Regions from separate parts of the Homo sapiens genome. Here region 1 is linked to region 2. The links are chromatin contacts, found by Hi-C in ENCODE. All regions are on one chromosome and are shown on one strand. The core of a region is the stretch at or near the end of the contact, and the rest is flanking DNA. Distances in the headings are between cores, read along the strand shown. Region 1 overlaps LDLRAD3 (low density lipoprotein receptor class A domain containing 3). Region 2 has its middle 42 kb from the start of PAMR1.

Region 1 (3,075 bases), core at 490-2,989, 450 kb after region 2:
GGGATTTTTACTGGGGTTGGAGAGGTGTCTGGAGATGGAGTTGCTCTGGGCAGAAGTTTGAACAGAAGCTGTTTTGTGGGAACACAAGAAGCTGATCTGAGAAAGAGAGACAGACAGATAGACAGAGAGAGGGGTGCATGACCGGCATGGAGCTGTGTACTAAATACAAAGGAATGGTATTACCAGCCTAGGCTTTAATGAAAATGCTGTGTAACACCATTATGGGAAATGATAACTTCTGTTGTGCCCAAGGAATGGAAGCGGCTGGAAGGGTGCAGTATGGGATGTGCATGGTACCTGCAGTGATGGTAACGCCTGGAGTGCTCTTAAAGTCACAACTCCCCTTGGCTGGGTGGCCCATCACACCTGCTCCCTCCTTTCCCGCCTGCCATGGGGAGGTGGCAGAAACTTTGCTGGCGAGGTGAAATCAGCCTTCCTCTCCCAGGGTTCAGACTCCTTCCTGAACATCTATCTGGGCAGTGGTGATGACAGGGCAGTGCCTTTTTGAAAGAATTATTACGGCAGAAAAGAGGAAGAAAGCCAGGTTCAGACATCTCCCTTGGCTGCAGGCAGAAATCAGCATTCAGTTGTCTAATCTGTAGACTCATCAAACATAAATTATTCTGGATGGCTTTTCTCTCTGTATAGCTTGCTATAAACTTTATGATTTATTTTTATTTTATTTTTTGCCAAAGACAAATAAAAAATGTTTAAACAAAAGAAGGGGGGAGCCCCCAGACGAACCATGTGGAAAAGTTCAGTGAAGAACCCCCTAGGATTCCTGATAACCAAGAATAATCCCAGAAGAGTTTGGAAAGTGAGTTGGATTGTAACTGGAGCTGGAATTGGCTTCCAGGGCAGTCCCCTACTCCCTGTTCAGATTCATTTTGGAACTGAAGCGACAGCAGCCATGTAGACTTTTCTGCATGCATCCCAGAGTCTGGCTGTTAAGCCGAGCTTCAGTAGATGCCACCGCAGAGCCTTGCGCCAGGTCTGAGAAGTTTGCATGCTTGGGGTTTATCAGGGTGTGGCTCGTGCCATTTTGGGCATTGCAGAAAAGGAGTGGGGCTGTTTTGAGTATTCAGAGAAAATGAGTGAATCAATTAAAAATAAATCCGGGACATGCCATTCCCCCCCCCCGCCCCCTGCCCCCATTGCCTGTCCCCGTCCCCACCCCTTGTCATTGCATTGTGAACTCTTGGACTTGATAGTGAGGTTGCTGGTTGCTCAGGCTGTAGAAGGAAGAAAGGAGAGGAATGGTGTCTATAAGCCAGCTGTGCTGTTCAAAAACATGTTTTTTACTTTTTATTTAAGTAAACTTTTTATAGAAACTTAACGCACATACCGAAGAGCGCGCAGATGTTAACTGGGGAGCTCTATGAATTTCCATGAAGTAAACACACCTGGGGAACCAGGGCTTAGCTCAAGAAGTACAGCATTGCCAACCCCAGAGCCCCGGTGGTGCCCCCACTCCATCCTCCCCCTGCCCCCCGCCACTGTTCTGACTTCCAACATCACAGATTCCTTTCTTCTGTTTTTGAACTGGCAAGAATGTCTGGCTCCTTTTACTCCACGTTAAAAAGATCTAGTTTCCACCTCATCTTCCAGGAGGTGGGTTGTAGGATAACCCTCCACCCACTTGGGTTGCAAGGACAACTCCAAAACCTTGGCGACCCGACCTCCCACAAGCCTTGGGCTCCAGACTCCAGCACTCTTGTTCCAGGCGCCCTTGAATGAGCTCGTCTGTTTTCCAGCAGAAATCGTGGCCTGATGCCACCTGGAAGACCCAGTAGCATGGAAATAGGAGTCCAGAGCAGGCTGTAAGTGTGAGCTCACAGGGAGGGCAAGTGAGATTTGGAGAGACCTGCCACATTCCCCGCAGAGGACGAATGACGTTTACATCCCTTAATCAGAGTCAGAGGCATCCCACCCAGGCAACTGAGGTGTGGGCCTCTTGTGGGGAGTGGGGCTGGCCAGAAGGGAGGGGAGAAGTGTGGCTGTGGAAGGTGGCTCATAAGAGCTTTTATAGAATACACTTGTGTTCTAAAAGGGAATAAAAGGAAACATAGCCCTTGGGTCATTTTCTATGCTAACTCATTAATAAGCAGTCACCCACAGGTTTCTCCAAGTGATTCCTTGTTCAGTTTTTCTTTTTAGTTTGAGCCAACATTTGGGACTATTAGTTTCTGACTGTATCAAGTACTCTTATCCCAAACTTACTTCTCTTGTGCTTTAAGGAATGCTTCATGAAAATATTTTGTAATTTGGTGAGTAAGATGACTGTTTCCTTTTGGGTTTTGTTTCTTAATGTTAAAGGAACAAATCTTTCTCTGTGTGTATGTATTTTTACAATGAGCAGCGCTATGCCACCTCTCCCCTAAATCATCTTGGCCGCTTTCGTAAGTTCTCCAGGCATATTTACTATGGTGACACTTTAAGCAATTGGTTCTGAAGAAAAGATGCCAATAGAAAATATACCCACATTCTAAAAGGACCTCTCAGTTCCTTCCCTGCAGAGTGTGTGTTCTAAGATTGTGCAGATATAAATGTAAATACCAGTACACTATACATCTACATCTCTAGCGATGAACAAACATGGGATTCTGCTATACATATTGTTTTCCAACTTGCTCTTTCCCTTCTGACTCTATTGTGGCTATTCTTCCGTGTCAGTACGTTCTAACTCCTGAATTCTTTTTAAAGGCTGATGTGGTACTATGGCTATATTGCATCATAGGAGGGGACCTCAGAAAGTTTGTGGAAAGACATAATTAAAAGATAAAAATATAAACTTTACTCCTCAACATAAGCTTCATCAAGTTCAAGGCACTTTGGTAAGCGATGATACCAACCATTTAGTCCATCCCTAAAGAACTGAGGGTTCTGGGAATTTAACCATGTCAATGTGTTTTTTACATTATTAACTGAAGAAAAACATTTGCCTTTGAAAGATTTTTAGGATTAGGGAACAAAATCAGAAGCCAAGACTGTAAGGAGGCTGCCTCATGGCTTCCCATTGAAATTCTCAAAAAATTGCCCTGTTGGATGAGTTGAATTGAGCAGGAGCATTACTAG
Region 2 (3,171 bases), core at 268-2,767:
AAAGCCCAATGGACAAATGTAGACAGCGACTCTTGGCAACTGTACTTGAAATCCAAGAAGCCTGTGCCATTCAAAAGGAAGGGTGTAAAGTTTTTTGAGGATTTGCTAAAATTATCAAAACTACGATTCCAAAAAGGAAAATAAGAGGACCGAAGGAAGTAAGACTAGAAGCTATTAAAACTTTAAAGAATTATAAGAATGGCAAATATGTGGTAATTGTGACAAATAATTTCCCCCACCCTCCTCATTCACCCCTTCACCTGCCATCCTTGGTAGACATCACCAATGAATCCAAATACAATCGTGCATGGCATCATGACATTCCAGTCAACAATGGCCTGCATATATGACAGTGGTCCCATAAGATTATATATAATACCTTAATTTTGCTGTGCCTTTTCTATGTTTTATATATGTTTAGACACTCAAATATTTACAGTTGTTATAATTACCTACATTATTCAGTACAGCAAGATGCCGTACAGTTTTGTAGCCTAGGAGCCTACACACCATATAGCCTAGGTGCATAGTAAGTTATACCATCTAGGTTTCTCAGAGTACTTTCTATGATGTTTGCTGTCGTTAAGCAACACATGACTGTATTTGTTTCTATCAAGGACTCGAAGTCCTTCCCAGTCAGTGTGGTCAAGAATTATATTTGTTACTTGGTCTAGATCAAGAGTTCCCAAACTTGAATGAACTTCAGACTCACCTGGGGAGCTCCTTAAACATTCAAATGCCTAATCCAGCTTTCCAGAGGTCCTCTTAGGGGTTGGAGTGGGGCACAGGAATCTGAGTGCTTAAAAGTCTTCCTGTGAGGAGGATCCTGGGGAGGAAAAGCCTTTCCTCCGCCCTCTTAGGTTCAGTACTTAGGAGTCTGTGAATTAAACTGACAATAGGAGGTGGAACAAGATGGCCAAATAGAACCCTCCAGCAATCATCCCTCCTGTCCCTCCACAGGAATACTAAATCGAAAAACTATCCACACAAGAAAGCACCTTCATTAGAATAAAAAATCAGGTGAGCAATCACAGTACTTGGTTTTTACATCATCCATCCCAGGAGCTGGAAACTGAGTTCTAGCTATCCCCACCAGCACGGGCTAAAGTACTCTGGTGCCCTAAATAAACTTGAAAGGCAGTGTAGGCCATAAGGACTGCAGTTCCTTGGAAAGTCCTGGTGCTGTGTTGTGCTGGGACCGTGGATTTGGGCTGCATTTGACCCCGTGAGACACCACTCCAGGCAGTGCAGCTCCCAGCTCTGGGAAGAAAGGCAAGAGTAAAGGGGACTTGGTCTTGCAACTAGAATACCAGCTCAGCTACAGTAAATAAAGCACCAAGCAGAATCCTAAGGCCCCCATTCCAGGCCCTAGTTCCCAGATGACATTTCTAGACCCACTCTGGGCCAGAGGAGAACCCATTGTCCTGAAGGAAAGATTCCAGTCGTGGCAGAATTTAGCACCTGCTGACTGAAAAGCCCTTGGGCCTTGAATAAACATCAGCTGGAGCCAGGAAGCAGTCACCACAGGTCTTGGACAAGATCTAGCATGATGCTGGCTTCAGGTGTGACACAGCACATTCCCAGCTGTTGTGGCCATGGGGAAAGATTCCTTCTGCCTGAGAAAAGGAGAGGGAAGAGTAAAAAGGACTTTGTCTTGCAACTTGGGTACCAGCTCAGCCACAGTAAAATAAAGCAACAAGCAGACCCCTAAGGTCCCTGATTCCAGGCATTCCCTCCTGGAGGGAATTTCTAGACCCACCCTGAGCCAGAAGGGAATCTGCTGCACTGCTCAGTCCTGGCAGGATTTATTACCTAGTGAATAAAGAGCCCTTGGGCCTTGCATAAACATCAGCAGAAGTCAGGAAATTGTTGCCACAGGACTTGAGCAAGACCCAGTACTGTGCTGGCTTCAGGTGTGACCCAGCACAGTCCCAGCAGTGGTAGCCATGAGAGTGCTTGCATCACCCCTCCCCTAACTCCAGGCAGCTCAGCATAGAGAGAGAGAGAGTTTGGGGGAAAGTAAGGGAAGAAACCAGGAGTCTTGCCTGTTAATCCAAGGAATTCTCCCGGATCTTCCCCAAGACCACCAAGGTGGTACCTCTACAAGTCTGCAACAGTCACAGCATTACTGGGCTTGGGGTGCCTCCTAATACAGATAAAGCTACAGTGACCAAAGACTTAGTTCACAACACTCAGTTCTCTTTGAATACTTGGAAAGCCCCCCAAGAAGGATGAGTACAAACAAGCCCAGACTGTGAAGACTACAATAAATATCTGACTCTTCGATGCCCAGACATTGAAGATTGTGGATTATGGATTGATTAACATCCACAGCCATCAAGATCATTCAGGAAAACATAACCTCACCATAACTAAATAAGGCACCAGTGATCAATCCCAGAGTGACAGAAATATGTGATCTTTCAGACAGAGAGTTCAAAATAGCTGTTTTTTGAGAAAACTCAATGAAATCCAAGATAACACAGATAAAGAATTCAGAATCCTATCAGACAACTTTAACAGAGAGATTGAAATAATTAGAAAGAATTGAGCAGAAATTCTGGATCTGAAAAATTCAACTGGCAAACCGAAAAATGCATCAGAATCTCTCAGTAGCAGAATTGATCAAGCAGAAGAAAGGATTAGTAAGCTTGAAGACAGGCTATTTGAAAATACATAGAGGATTCAAAAGAAAAAAGAATAAAGCATGCTTACAGGATCTAGAAAATAACCTCAAAGGGACAAATCTAATAGTTACTTGCCTTAAAGAGGAGGCAGACAGAGATAGAGACTGAAGTAGAAAGTTCATTCAAAAATATAGTAATAGAGAACATCTCAAACCTAAAGAAAGATGTCCATATTCAAATACAAGGAAGTTATAGAACACCAAGCAGATATAATCTAAGTAAGAGTACCTCAAGGCATTAGTAATCAAATTCCCAAAGGTCAAGGATAAAGAAAGGATCCTAAAAGCAGCAAGAGAAAAGAAATAACTAACAATTCCACTGCTTGATGTATACTCCAAAGAAAGGAAATCAGCATATCAAAAGATATTTGCACTGTGTTCATGCAACACTATTTAAAATAACCAAGATTTGGAATCAAGTGAATCAACCTTGGTGTCCATCAACAGATGAATGGATAAAGAAAATGGGTGCATAAACACAGTGG

What was found. Hi-C counts contacts between places; a loop is a spot of excess contacts on that map.
Region 1: a loop to region 2 is called in a map of aorta, with 2.4 times the contacts of the local background. The contact joins two enhancer-like sites. A Hi-C loop is called at or near these places in 2 of 168 maps with a recorded cell type or tissue (PC-3 and aorta).

Annotation. Positions count from the first base shown.
Region 1 is chr11:36,014,177-36,017,251 of GRCh38, forward strand. All of the region lies in intron 1 of LDLRAD3 (low density lipoprotein receptor class A domain containing 3), which reads left to right. Among named protein-coding and RNA genes, the nearest start is that of MIR3973, 5.6 kb to the left of the region's middle. Within about 2 kb of position 1,740, at least 5 of the 41 ENCODE cell types and tissues checked have a DNase peak (open chromatin) inside an H3K27ac peak, as active enhancers do.
Region 2 is chr11:35,566,399-35,569,569 of GRCh38, forward strand. No RefSeq gene overlaps it. Among named protein-coding and RNA genes, the nearest start is that of PAMR1, 42 kb to the left of the region's middle. Within about 2 kb of position 1,518, at least 3 of the 41 ENCODE cell types and tissues checked have a DNase peak (open chromatin) inside an H3K27ac peak, as active enhancers do.